Regions from separate parts of the Mus musculus genome. Here region 1 is linked to region 2. A link is a loop called in an ENCODE intact Hi-C map of the cell type or tissue named here. Cell type or tissue: gastrocnemius. All regions are shown on one strand. Links, peaks and the distances in the headings refer to the core of each region. The heading gives the core; the rest is flanking DNA.

Evidence for each region. A loop is a pair of places that touch in the nucleus more often than their neighbours do. Peaks named below come from ENCODE experiments on the same cell type or tissue, not always from the same donor. Only the 100,000 strongest peaks of a DNase experiment are listed, where the experiment ranks them.
Region 1: it touches region 2 in a loop (9-fold over the local background); 1 of 42 quality-filtered maps calls a loop at or near these places.

The regions. Positions count from the first base shown.
Region 1 is chr14:55,668,311-55,673,717 of GRCm38, reverse strand. It overlaps Nedd8 (neural precursor cell expressed, developmentally down-regulated gene 8), which reads left to right and starts at 1,838. Exons shown (of 4, transcript NM_008683.4): 1 at 1,838-1,923. The coding sequence starts at 1,906. It overlaps Gmpr2 (guanosine monophosphate reductase 2), which reads right to left and starts at 1,483. Exons shown (of 10, transcript NM_177992.2): 1 at 1,334-1,483; 2 at 917-1,012; 3 at 649-768. The coding sequence starts at 1,003. In gastrocnemius, for the core only: no CTCF peak of the experiment used is centred there; DNase peaks (open chromatin) are centred at 1,506 and 2,006; H3K4me3 peaks cover 2,641 bases; H3K27ac peaks cover 2,059 bases.
Region 2 is chr14:55,585,212-55,592,868 of GRCm38, reverse strand. Psme2 (proteasome (prosome, macropain) activator subunit 2 (PA28 beta)) reads left to right here and starts at 1,848. Exons shown (of 11, transcript NM_011190.3): 1 at 1,848-2,027; 2 at 2,342-2,374; 3 at 2,774-2,836; 4 at 3,164-3,250; 5 at 3,358-3,388; 6 at 3,471-3,568; 7 at 4,357-4,425; 8 at 4,569-4,636; 9 at 4,775-4,829; 10 at 5,129-5,215; 11 at 5,304-5,429. The coding sequence starts at 1,980. The coding sequence ends at 5,384. It overlaps Rnf31 (ring finger protein 31), which reads right to left and starts at 1,127. Exons shown (of 21, transcript NM_194346.3): 1 at 797-1,127; 2 at 554-700; 3 at 253-408; 4 at 1-36. The coding sequence starts at 985. Emc9 (ER membrane protein complex subunit 9) reads left to right here and starts at 7,615. Exons shown (of 5, transcript NM_033146.1): 1 at 7,615-7,657. In gastrocnemius, for the core only: no CTCF peak of the experiment used is centred there; DNase peaks (open chromatin) are centred at 430, 1,208 and 1,808; H3K4me3 peaks cover 2,941 bases; H3K27ac peaks cover 2,994 bases.

The sequences.
Region 1 (5,407 bases), core at 1-4,000, 81 kb before region 2:
CCAACTAGGGATACTAGGATTAATCAGCAAAGCACATTATGTTCTCAAAAGTGCCCAGGCAACTATCTACCTTCTCAACTACATGCATAGAGGCAAGTGATATTACTGTCAGGAGCAGTGTCTTCCATTTTCAAAGGGAACAATCTGTATTTAAGAACAAAACTTCCATTTGGGATAGATCTCAGAAACTCCCAGGAACCTAAAAGAACCTTAAAGAAGTGAAAAATTAAAATAATAGTAGGCATACAAGAAAACTAATAAACTCCTTTTTTCTGTAATATCCCAGGTTGAAAATTTTTAAATACTCAAAACAGTATTTAATTTCTGGACTAAACAGTGACTGCTTAATGTTCAAACAATGACTGACTGAAGAAATGCATGTGCTTGGGTTGACCTGGGTGGGCACTGGAAGAATTTGGTAAAGTATATAATTTATGGGAGATTATAATAAAAAAGATGAAACAGATCTAAATTTGAATCTCACTAGTTCAGACAGATCTTTGAACTGATCAAATGGTTCTTAGTAATGGAAAAAAAAATAGTAAACACAACATTCTGTTAATTGCCAGAGACTGGGAATACAGATGCAATTCCTCTGTAGCCGCTAGCTGGGAGAAGATCTGGTAGGGGGCATAAGGTTAATCTCACCTTACAGAGAACCCTAGCCATTTCAAAAGTGCCCACGGTATCCATATTGGCAGCAATGACAGGGATGCCACTGTACATCTGCTTTGAGTTCCGGAACGAAAATGATCTTGTGAGCTCTACCTGCAGACATTAAGAGGACATTAAGATTTCATTCATTCAGAAAATATGTATCGTTCTCGAACCTGACAGCTTTCTTGGACCTGGTCCATTAGAAGCTTGAGGTAAAAATAAATAAATAAATAAAAACCAAGGAAGACAACTGGCTCACCTCACTTCGAGACTTAAGAGTGCTGCGTTTGGGCCTCAACAGGACATCCTTGAAGTCAAGTTTCACATCATTATCAATATGAGGCATGATGCAAAGCTGGAGTTAGATTTAAAAAAAAATGAGGCTGTAAGACTGGGAAGTAACAAAGTTCGCCTCTCACGCTTAAACTGTGTAAAGTCAGATCAGGGTGTGGTTCTTCAAGTCTCCCTGGGACCATCCAGTGTCTGGATTATCCTAATGCTTCAATCCCAGGTATGATTTTTAGGGAGAATTGGGAAGAGATTATGGTTCCTGAAGGTGCTTCCTTACCTAGTTACTCTCCCTTTTTTCGCCCCTGCAAAGGGCAACTTAGAGTAAGAAGCTAACTTAGGGATGAGAAAAGAGATTTTAACCAGCTTCCGGCATAGCGGTACTCACTTCCTGTTGCTTTGACTCAGGTGGCAGTTGACCAAAGATTCTTTTGCTTAGCAACTAGCCGCGTGCAGCCTCGATGAGCCTTCAGGGCCACTCGAACGAGTTCCGCTAATTGCAAACTCGACTACCCAAGGAATTCTAGCTTCGGGCGCTGTGCAAGGCCTTCTGGGTAACAGAGTCCACACACTCAAGCTGCCGTTGAGTGCGAGCGGCAGAAGAACTACAACTCCTAGGATGCAAAGGACAGAGCTGCCTCCAGGCATGATGGGACAAGTAGTTTGTTCCGTTCCAGCTCGCCGCTAACACCAGTTCGGTGGCCACGCGCGGGGTCTCAGGGCGCCGTCTGGCTGTTCCTAGCCGACTTGCCTTTCTCTTTACAACCCCACTGACACAGAACACGAGGGCACTCCTGAGCGTTTCGGGAACCCGGTGGAAAGAGGAGAGGGTGGGTCCAGAGAGTGACCCGGAAGCAGAAGTGTTCCTTGCCGTGGAGTGCTGGGAAGCGGCAGCGGCAGCAGCGACCACAGCGGGAGAAGCAGCACTCTAGCCGCCTGCAACCCCAACCTGGGAAGAAGATGCTAATTAAAGTGAAGGTGGGAGCGTTTCCAGACTTTCCAAGACTCGGTGCAGGGTTGGCCGCTGCGCCTTAAGGGAGAGGCGGGAAGGAAAACCATGCCTTTCCTGAACTTGGAGGGCTGACACCCTCGGGGCCCTGCGCGAGGCTTGATGGGAACTAGGGGGACCCCGGGAGGCTTTGAGCTCTGGAGGCCGATCCAGCCTGAAGACTTCGGGTCTTACAAGGAAGCCTGTCCTACTTTCTTGCCAGTCTGTATTCAGACCCAGAAGGAGGCAGCGTTTGTCCTGGTCTCACTGTATTCAAGCCCTTGCAGTCATAGAGAAGGCCTGGCAGCAGCTTGGCTCCTCACTCCAGAATTTTTTGGGAAAGCTTTGTCCCCTGTTCTTCATGCCTAGATTGTATACTTCTCTCAGGCCCTAACACAGGCTCCCTCCAGAGCACAGCACTGATTAGAGTCTGATGAAAGTGAGGGCCTTTCAGTAGCTAGACTACGAGCCAAGGTTAGTGTCTCACCCGTCTTACAGTAGCTAAGCTCGGAGTGGTACTAGGCACCTTCTGTCGGAACTGGACATTAAGAACTAGCCTCATTTCTTTGGCTAATTTAGGCTACTTATCGATGCGTTGGTTCTTGGTACTCTGTCTTCAACTCCCGTAGATGTTCAGTTTTAAACCCATCAGGCCATTCTGCTGTACATTTAGACAGAGACACAAAAATGATAATAATGAGGAGGCCTGGCATTAATCTGACCTTTTCATTGCTGTGTTCAGTCTATCTTCAGTTACTGGACACGTCAACTATTAGCCTTTTTTTCTACATTCCTTCCAAAAAAAACTTTAATTAAAGATTGAAGTCAGAGGGCAAGTTGATGATTACTGTTTTTCAGACATGGGTAATCTATGAATTAGCAATAGGTCTTTGACTCTTTTTGTTTGTTTTGTTTTGTTTTTGGAGACAGGGTTTTTCAGTGCAGCCCTGGATGTCCAGAAACTCACTCTGTAGACCAGGCTGGCCTCGGACTCAGAAATCCGCCTGCCTCTGCATCCCAAGTGCTGGGATTAAAGGCGTGCGCCACCACTGCCCAGCAGGTCTTTGAGTTTTAAACACCATTTTATTCTTTGTTTTTAATATATACAACACTGTGTTTTGGGTAGGCTCAGACTTAATGGATCATAAGAATGATAGTCCCTCCCTGTTCAGTGGATCTATGATGGCGGTGGTGGTGGAGGTGGAGGATTACTTGGGATTTTGAACCAGCCTCTGTAGCCTAGGCTGCTCTCAAGCTTGTGGAGATCCACCTGTGTTAGCCCTCTAATTGCTAAGACAAGCAGCCCACCCCCAGCCCCCCATCCACAGTCTCACAGCCTGCTGCATGTGAACCGCCAGAGGCTAGGATTACAGGCAGACATCGTCTTAATATTGTCTAACTTCTGTTCTGCAGCACCTGCCTATTCTTTTTTTTTAAATCGCATCTTTAGTATATGTGTGTGTATGGGTGCTGTCCGTGCTTATATGTCTTGGCACCTGTGTGCCTGGTGGTGCCCAAGGAGGCCACTAGATTCCCTGGAACTGGAATTACAGGTAGTTGTGAGCCACCATGTGAGTTCTGGGATCCAAATCCAGCTCCTTGGAAAGAGTGCTCTTAACCACTGAGGCATCTCTTTAGCCCCACTTCTATCTAATATTAATCCCTTTGTCCATCTCTTTCTTGCACACACACATACACACACACACACACACACACACTGTGAATGTTCTTTGGACATTATTCATTTTTCAGCTGTTTCTCTGTATTGCTGATTTCTTGCCTATCTATACCACTTTCTTCTTCACAATTAAGTCCTTCCTGGTTTTGTTTTGTTTGGAATGGCGTAGGACATTATGTATGGTAGCTACCAGCCTAAACCATTTCTGAATGAAATGTATTACCTTATGTCTGTGGACCTCAAATAAAATGTAGCATTTTCTATCATAAGTTACCTTCCCATTACCTTAATCGAGGGTTAATCCTGCTAGTCTGCCAGGTATTTGGAACACAGTTTTGTTTTTTTGTTTTTTGGGTTTTTTTTTTGAAAGATTTATTTGTTATGTATACAGCGTTCTGGCTGCATGTATGCCTACAGGGGAGAAGGGGGCACTGGATCTCTGTGAGCCACCATGTGGTTGCTTGAAACTGAACTCAGGACCTCTGGAAGAGCAGCCAGTGCTCTTAACCTCTGAGCTATCTCCAGCCCTTCTTTTCTTTTTTTATAAATATCTTGAAGTGGAATTACTAGGCCGTGTAGATGTTATATATAACTTTAAAAGAACTGTCAAATTGTTTTCCAGGGAGTCTACCAGTTATCTTCCCAGCCTGCAGAAGCTGGGATGCAGCATTCCAGTTGCCTTATTACATAGTGAGACCTTGTCTCAAAACAACAAACAAAAACCTCCAATCCATAATATAGAGATCTTTCACCATCACAGTATGATAACTTTGTATCAAGAATATCTCCTGGAAACATGTGGTAGTGCATGTCTTTAACCCCAGTACTCAGGAGGTAGAGGCAGGCAGATCTCTGAGTTCCAGGACAGCCTTGTCTACAAATGGAGTTCCAGGACAGCCAGGAACATTATACAGAGAAACCCTGTCTCAAAAAAACAAAACAAAAACAAACAAGGAATGCCTTTTAGGCCTGGAGAGTCAGCTCAGTGAGGAAGAGCACTTGGTCTGTAAGCATGAGGGCCTGAGATTCCCAGCACCCAGGAAAGGGCAGGCCTGTCATGGCTGCTCACACCAGACCAGTGGTGAGACTCTGTTTCAAAATATGTGTGTAGACATACATTTTTTGCAACCTACTTCGAATAAGGGTTCAACCTCTCCTCTAGCCCACCACCCAGCAGAAGTAGTGGAAGAGAAAAGTTACTAGTTCAATCTTCTTTGGCAGCAGTTCAGTCCCATACTAAACACCAAATACAACTCAGCAGCTGCAGAACAGTCCTCTAGACACTAGGCATGAAATGGCAGCTATAGACCAGTCCTTTCAGCAATCAGACATCAGGCATGACCAGCAACTGGAGTTCAATCCTGAAGAAACCGGCAGGTTCACCAACCAGCCTGAGGGGAGGCCGCAGAAGCAATAAGCTGCTGCAGGAACCTCGAGAGCAGTTCTTGGGCGAGTTTTTCTTAGCAACGCTGTATAAGGCGAACCCGTACGTGTGTGTGTCGTTAGGGAGTGCAAACCAAACCAAGGCTCAGTGCTGTCTGTGGGGTCATATTATACACCTTCATCAAGCAGCCTTTCTCCTGTGCCTGTTTCAGGATAGCAGTGTTGTTGCACATGTTTGCTTTAGGAAGATATCCTTTCACCCGTGTGCCCCAGTAAAACTTCATTTGATGTAACTAACTTTCTGATGAAACTAGAAGTTTCCACTTCCATTGTGCGTGAAGTTTCCACTTCCATTGTGTGTGAGCTTAATAACATTAATTTTTATTATTGACAATTTAAAGCCTGTACAGAAA
Region 2 (7,657 bases), core at 1-4,000:
CAGCTGGTCCAGTGCATTCTGTCTGGGATGAGTATTCTGCAAACAAGATGATGAAAAGAATTCCCACCTTGAACAACGTTCTCCCTGTAAGCCCTGATCTCCTAACATTCCAGAGGGAGAAAGTGTAACAGAAGCTTCCAGGCTGGCTGCTGCAGCAACAGAATTTCCCTGCACGGGGGTGGGGGTGTCTCAACGTGCCTTGGGGCTCCCAGTCAAGTACTTAAAATCCTTAGAATCAGAAGGTCATCTCACCTGCAACAGCAAACTGAGCTCGGTGCGAAGCAGCAGTACTTCTAGTGTGACAACAGCAACCTGGTATTCATCTGGTTCCTCCTGCCCTTCGGGGAAACTCAATCCATCTGGGCGCTCCTCAGTATAGCCATACAACCGTAGTACATCCCGGCCACCCTGGCACACATTCAGGACCCGGTCACCATCTAACAGACCTCCTAGGCAATAGAGCTGGTCCCCCACTCAGCACACCCTCAAGCCTTTCTGGTCAACCCTAAGCACAGGTCTAGTCCCCTTCTCCGATAAGGTCCAAGAGTTTCACCTGCACAGCATCCACCGTGCTGCGAAAGACGGGGTTATTAAACTTCACTGAGCGCCAATACCGGGGCCGCTGCGGGCTGAGGAGGTTGCGACCATATTTTTCCAGGATGTTCAGGGCCGTGGATAGGGTGTTGAGGTAGTTTCGAGGCTGGGAGCATTCAGAAAAGCAGAGTCGTGAGCCTAGCCCACCTGGCCTCTGAGCCTAGGTCCCCTTCCATGGAGCGCCGGGCGGGCTTGACCTCACCTCCCCATGAGCGTTGCAGCGGACCAAGCGTCCGGCGTCCAGCTGCAGGTAGCGGGCGGCTGGTGGCAGAGAGGTGGCCAGAAGCGGCATGAGCTGCTCCAGGGGAAAAACCTGCGCAGAATCCCACCTCAGGGCGCTCGCCAGCTCCTCGCGGGCCGCCAGGAAGCCTCGCTCCTCGTCTCCCGGCATCCTGAGACTGGAGACAGGCTCAGCTTCTCTGCCCTCCAGGGGCTGGCGCAGGTGCGCGCGGCGCCACAGCAGCCCGGGTCACTTAAGCCACCGCCCCGCTCAGCCCCATCCACGGCCAGGGTTACCGGGAACAGGAAGTCCTGGCAGAGAGGGCGGGACTGTGGGCCACTTTAGAGGAAAAGGAGGGTTCGGAGTGACGGTAAAGCTGAGATCAGGAAGGGTGGCCAGGTCGCCGCCAATGAAGAAGCCGCGGCCCGGGCTCCTCCCATAATGCTACGGAACCTTTTCCTTCCGAATCAGGCTCTCTTCTTCGCCTTCCCTTAAACTATCCCGCCCCTTCCGGAGGGACCCACCTCCCATGCGAGGGGTTAATTTTGCCCAGAGCTTTGCTATCTTTATTTCCATAGTGTTGGTTCTGTTCCATTCCCCGGCGGGGAAGTCCCACCTTATCGGGGACCGGCTCTGGCTGCCCTTAGCCCGGCTCAGGCGGGCTCCTCCCTTCTCTAGTCTGTCCTGAAGGGAAGGCAGTCCCGCTCGTCCTGCTCCCTTCCATCTTGCCAGGCTTTCCTCCTTCTTATCCTTCCTACTCTCTCGGATCCTACTTGGTCCCCTCCTCAGTCTAGCGTCATGGAACCCCACCTCTGGGTACCCCCTTTCCTATTGTCCCACCCTCTCTCAGTCCAGTACTTCCCCTGGACGGTCCATACTATAAGCTCCGCCCTTCTCGAGAGGCCGCCTCTATTTGAGTCTCCGCCGTCCCACGCTTTCCTAGCTCCTCCCTTGGACAGCCCCTGATGATGAAGCCAACACCGCCCTTCCTAGTGGCAACTAGCTGGGAATGGCTGAGGGGGTACTACTCACGGTTGGTGGCCGGCCAGGAGGAGGAGAAAAAAGGGAGGGGGCGTGGCTGAGGGGGGTGGGTCTGGGCCTGGAGAGTGAAAGCGAAAGCTGGGGCTGCTAGCCCAGGCTCGAGAGCTGCCAAGTGGGGGGAAGCATGGCCAAGCCTTGTGGGGTCCGCTTGAGTGGAGAAGCCCGAAAACAGGTAAATGGGAACCGAAGCCAGGAAGGAGTGAGAAGTCCTAACGGAGATAAAGCTCGGTGCTCCTGGGCACCAATGGGGCCTTGCGAGCGAACTCCACCGGCCTCTCTTTCTTTAGGGCTTTCTTTCACTTCTGCTCAGGGATTGCCAGTGCCGTGTCCTCGAGCCAATCTGTGCACTGAGCAGGCTCCTCCAGGGGGAAACTAGCTTTGTGGGACAGGTTTGGGCTAGAGTTGGAAGGCACCTAGGTTGGGAGTGGGCCCTTATTCTATACAAACTAAACCCTAACCAGCATCCGGCTACTTCTGTCTGTGCAGGTGGATGTCTTCAGACAAAATCTTTTCCAGGAGGTAAGTCTCTGAATTCAGTCGATGTAACCCAGAGTCTTAGTGCAGAACTCTAGGGCCACAAGCTCTGAGTAACCCACCAGTTCACCTTAATTTTGGTGTCTCCGAACCTTCATGCTTACTCAAGGTGAACTGCAATGATTTGTTTCTACTTGTAATCTGATCAATCTTAGAACTCTTAACTGCTTTTGCCACTCCCCTTGAATGGAAAGGTAAAGATGTCGCCCAAAGGGAAAACCCCATAGCCCTACTTCTGCCCTTCATGAGATTGGGCAAGTCCCTTTATTTCCAGGGCTAGGGTTTCCTCATACGAGAGTCTTGAGCTCAGTGATTTCCATGGGCCAACTTCTGATACGTATCAACAAACCTCTTGCATGATTATTTTTGTAATGTAACTTGCAGGCTGATGACTTCCTCTGCACTTTCTTGCCACGGAAAATCATATCCCTGAGTCAGCTCTTGCAGGTGAGTAGTATAGACCCCTCTGCTCCATCTCCTGACACCTCTCATCACCCATCTGACGGGCATCAGCATGCTGGGAGCTGAGTGAGCCTGGCCGGGTGTGGTGGCACACACGTTTAATCCCAGCACTCGGGAGGCAGAGGCAGGCGGATTTCTGAGTTCGAGGCCAGCCTGGTCTACAAAGTGAGTTCCAGGACAGCCAGGGCTATACAGAGAAACCCTGTCTCAAAAAAAAAAAAAGGCTTGAGCCTGGGTTGGGAGGAAGAGAGATGGAAGGCTGTGTCTGGTGAAGGGAGGAGGCTGGGTAGTGTCTGAGAATAAATTCTACAGGAGGATTCCCTCAATGTGGCCGACCTCTCCTCCCTCCGGGCTCCTCTGGACATCCCTATCCCAGATCCTCCACCCAAGGATGACGAGGTAAGGCATTCAGTGTGCAGAGCCTGAACTCTAAGCCAGTGGCAACACCACCACAGTGTGGCAGCCTCCAAGACTGTTCTAAAGCTGCTTTCCTTATTTTGCCTTAGATGGAAACAGACAAGCAGGAGAAGAAGGAAGGTAATGGAGACCTGGTGAGGAGGGGGGAGGCTGGTGCAGGGATGTGGGTGACATAAAGGCCCCACTCTCATCTTTCTCTTAGTCCCTAAGTGTGGCTACCTCCCGGGGAACGAGAAGCTTCTGGCCTTGCTCGCTTTGGTTAAGCCAGAAGTCTGGACTCTCAAAGAGAAGTGCATTCTGGTGAGCCTGGGCCCTGGGGGAGGTGGGAAGAAAAGCACAGCACAGCTGTGGTCCAGTCAGAGATGCAGGTCTTCAACCCAGAGACCTAATATATAATAAGACTGGCTTTTGTGTCTTGGATATATATGGATGGATATGTGTGTGTGTGTGTATATATCTAGATATCTAGATATATACTTTTTAATTGTGTGTTTGTGTGCACCCAGGCATGTGCAGGTAGGTTTTCCATTTCGTGTATGTACTGGAATTCACTTTGTAGACCAGGCTGGCCTCGAACTCAGAAATCTGCCTGCCTCTGCCTCCCGAGTGCTGGGATTAAAGCCGTGCTCCACCACGCCCGGCACTTTTTTTTAAAGGTTTATTTATTTATTATATGTAAGTACACTGTAGCTATCTTCAGACAAGAGGGCATCAGATCCCATTACAGATGGTTGTGAGCCACCATGTGGTTGCTGGGATTTGAACTCAAGACCTTCGGAAGAGCAGTCAGTGCTTTTAACTGCTGAGCCATCTCTCCAGCCCCGAAGACTCACTTTTGATTCCCAGCACCCACATAGACGCTCACAGCTTTCTGTGACCTCAGTCCCCAGGGAATCCAACACCCTTTTCTGGCCCATGTGGGCACCAGGCATGCACATGGGACATAGGCATGCATATAGCTAAATACCCATAAAGGGGAATTATAAAAAACATACACGTATAAAAAAATAATAACAAGAAATTTTAAGAAAAGAAGTAGTATATTAGGCCTCAGTGATTTTGTTGAGTGAGTCCTCCTTTTAACATAGGTAATCACATGGATCCAGCACCTGATCCCCAAGATTGAGGATGGAAATGATTTTGGGGTGGCAATTCAGGTAAGAATTGGTGACTGAAGACAGAGTGGGAGGAGACTCAAGAGGGAGGGATGGAAACAAGGCCATCACCCGGAGGTCAGAGGAAGAAGAAACAGGAAAGGGGGGGGGATGAACTGTTGTCTTTGCTTCTCACGTCTCTGCAGGAGAAGGTGCTGGAGAGAGTGAATGCTGTCAAGACCAAAGTAGAAGCTTTCCAGACAACCATTTCCAAGTGAGAGCAGCTGCAGGAACCCAGGGACCCTACAGGGATTCTTGAAGCTAGGCGGTTCTTTCAGAGTGATGGGAGACGGGCGGGGTGGGTGGGTGGATGTGGCTGTTTCCATTCACACACATTCCTTCCTTCTCACAGGTACTTCTCAGAACGAGGGGACGCTGTAGCCAAGGCTTCCAAGGACACCCATGTAGTGAGTGCACAGTCCTCCAGTCCTTTAGTTGAGGCTGGCCCCGGGGGTGGAATTGAGGTGGGAAGAAAGAGGACCTGGTCCTGCTTTTTGACTTATACCATGTGGAAGATACTATTCCAAAAAGCAGAGCTGATTAGGGCTCTAATATCTTCGACCCTTACTTACTTCCTTACTTAATACTGTGTGTGTTGGTGCTAAGATGGGGTAATCTTCCAGCTAATCTCTTCTATGTATGAGAAAACAAAGTTAAGAGTCCCGACCTCCCATGGTGCTGACTCAGTTTGCCTCCTCCTTCCCAGATGGATTACCGGGCCTTGGTGCATGAGCGAGATGAAGCAGCCTATGGGGCGCTTAGGGCCATGGTGCTGGACCTGAGGGCCTTCTATGTGAGTGTGGAGTGAGCTCCTGAGGGACGTGGATGCAGGGGGCGTGGGAAGCCAAGAACCTAACTGTATTCCTTTGGCCTTCCTCTAGGCTGAGCTTTATCATATCATCAGCAGCAACCTAGAGAAAATCGTCAACCCGAAGGGTGAAGAAAAGCCATCGATGTACTGAGCTAAGGATTAGAAGGAAAATAAATGATTTATACTTTATGTATATTACCTGTGTTGTTCATTGAGAGCCTCTGGTGTCTATATACCAAAGGAAGGTGAATAAGGTAATGAAAGTGGGAGAGGGTTGACTGGAGGAATGGCTCAGCAGTTAAGAGCACCAGTTGTTTTTCCAGAGGATCCAGGTTTGATTCCCAGCACCCACAAGATGACTAATAACTGACTGTAACTCCAGTTCCAGGGGATCTGGACACCCTCTTCTGACCTCTGCAAACACTAGATATGCACATGTGATGTACAGGCATACATGTAAGCAAAACACTCATCACATAAAAAACAAAAAAGCCAGGCAGTGGTGGTGGCGGCGTACGCCTGTAATCCCAGCACTTAGGAGGCAGAGGCAGGCGGATTTCTGAGTTCGAGGCCAGCCTGGTCTACAAAGTGAGTTCCAGGACAGCCAGGACTGCACAGAGAAACCCTGTCTCGAAAAACCTAAATAAATAAATAAAATAAAATAAAATAAAAATTAAGTGGTTGCAGGAAGTCGAGGAGGGAGGGACTGGAGGTCCATTGTGTTTTTCACAGATCCTTCTAAAGAACAGGGCAGAGCAGGCCACGGTACTGCACACCTTTATTCTCAGTGCTCAGAGGCAAAAGCAGAGGTAAGGGGTTCTCGGTGTTCAGGGCTACCCTGGTTTACATAGCAAGTTGGGGGCTAACCAGGGCTCTTAAAAAAAAAAAAAAAAAAACAGGGTAGAAGACTGCAGCCATGCAGGTAACCCATATTTTACATATTTGAATATGCCAAGGGTATTTTAATCTGATCTCACGAGGACTTCCTAGTAGAGGTTTTGGATCCCTTGTGGGAGGAGTCAGGCTTTGTGGCTGTGGTATGGGAATGAAGAAGGAACAGTTGGGGAGCTGAGAGCAAGCTTGAGGGGAAATGTGGTTACCCTGAGATGTCTCAGTGCTGGCAGAGAGGAAAGATCTTTAAAAGGCATCAAACTAGAGCATATCACCATCTACTGGACAGTACTGGGGGTGGAATTGACCTTTTATCTCTTGCCCACTCCCCCAGTTGGTTTCTGTCTTTACATTTGTTGGGATTTCCATTTTATATTTAATCTGTGTGTATATGTCTGTGAGCGAATGCCACATGTATGCCACCAGATCCCCTGAAGCTGAGTTCACTACTGATTGTGAACCACCTGATAAGGCGCTGGTAACAGAAATTGGGTCTTGACTGCTGAGTCATCTCTGAGCCTTTTTTTTTTTTGACAAGGTCTTCCATAGCCTGGGCTGGCCTTAAACTATGTAACTGAGGCTAACTTTGAACTCTAGATCCTCTTGCCTCTACCTCAGTAGTGGGATTGATTGCAAGTTTAGGATTCACTTCTGAGAAGGTGGTGGAGACAATGGGCCTCTGCTATGTGGCCTGTTAGATGTTCCAAGGGGCTTTTGAAGTAAGGCTCTTACCCTGTTTTAAAATATGGCATAAGAATATTTTGTGTTCTTATCAGTTTGGCGGATTGGAATTCAGTGCTCATATTTAGTCCCTAAAGGGACTTGAACTTTGCATTAAAGACGTTGCACCACAATGAGGAAGCCAAAGGTCAGGGCTTGCAGTTGGGAAGATTAGGCTCCTTATCTATGGTGCAGGGACAAGGTGACAGTGTTGTCACCATTCCCAGCTAGGAGTGAGTACTTCACCTAGCAGTCTTTGCCCGAAGCCCGTAGGGGCAGGCAGAGCAGGTAAACAGGCGAAGCCAACTTGCAATAACCCGCCAAGTCAGAACTGGGTGTGGTGGCACAGGGTCTAGGGCTTTCAACTTCAGAGACAGAGGCAGAAACCTCGGTGAGTTTGAGACCTGCCTGGGCTGAGACTTTGTGGTATCCTCCTTCCCTCAAACAGAACAAAGCAAAACCCAAAACATAAACTAGGTTATTTAGCTAATATGTCTGTGGGCAATTTTCTTTCCTTTGCCCTAGTGCGTTCTTTCCAATTTGCTCCAGGCCAAAATCAAGACTATTTTTTTTAAATTTTGGATTGGGCAAAATAATAATGTCACACCCTATCAGAGAGTACTGCGGAGGCGGGACTCTTGGTTAGGGTATGACCCTGAGCTGGCCTGGGAGCAAGTGCGCCTGCCCGGGAGTGGCTAGAGAGGGGAGTGATTAGAGGGGGTGGAGCTCGGTGCCTCCCGTTGCAGTTGGACCGAATTCTACCTTGCTAGGGACGGGCTGCAGAGAGTGGTCGCCAGGCGTCAGGGGCATCTT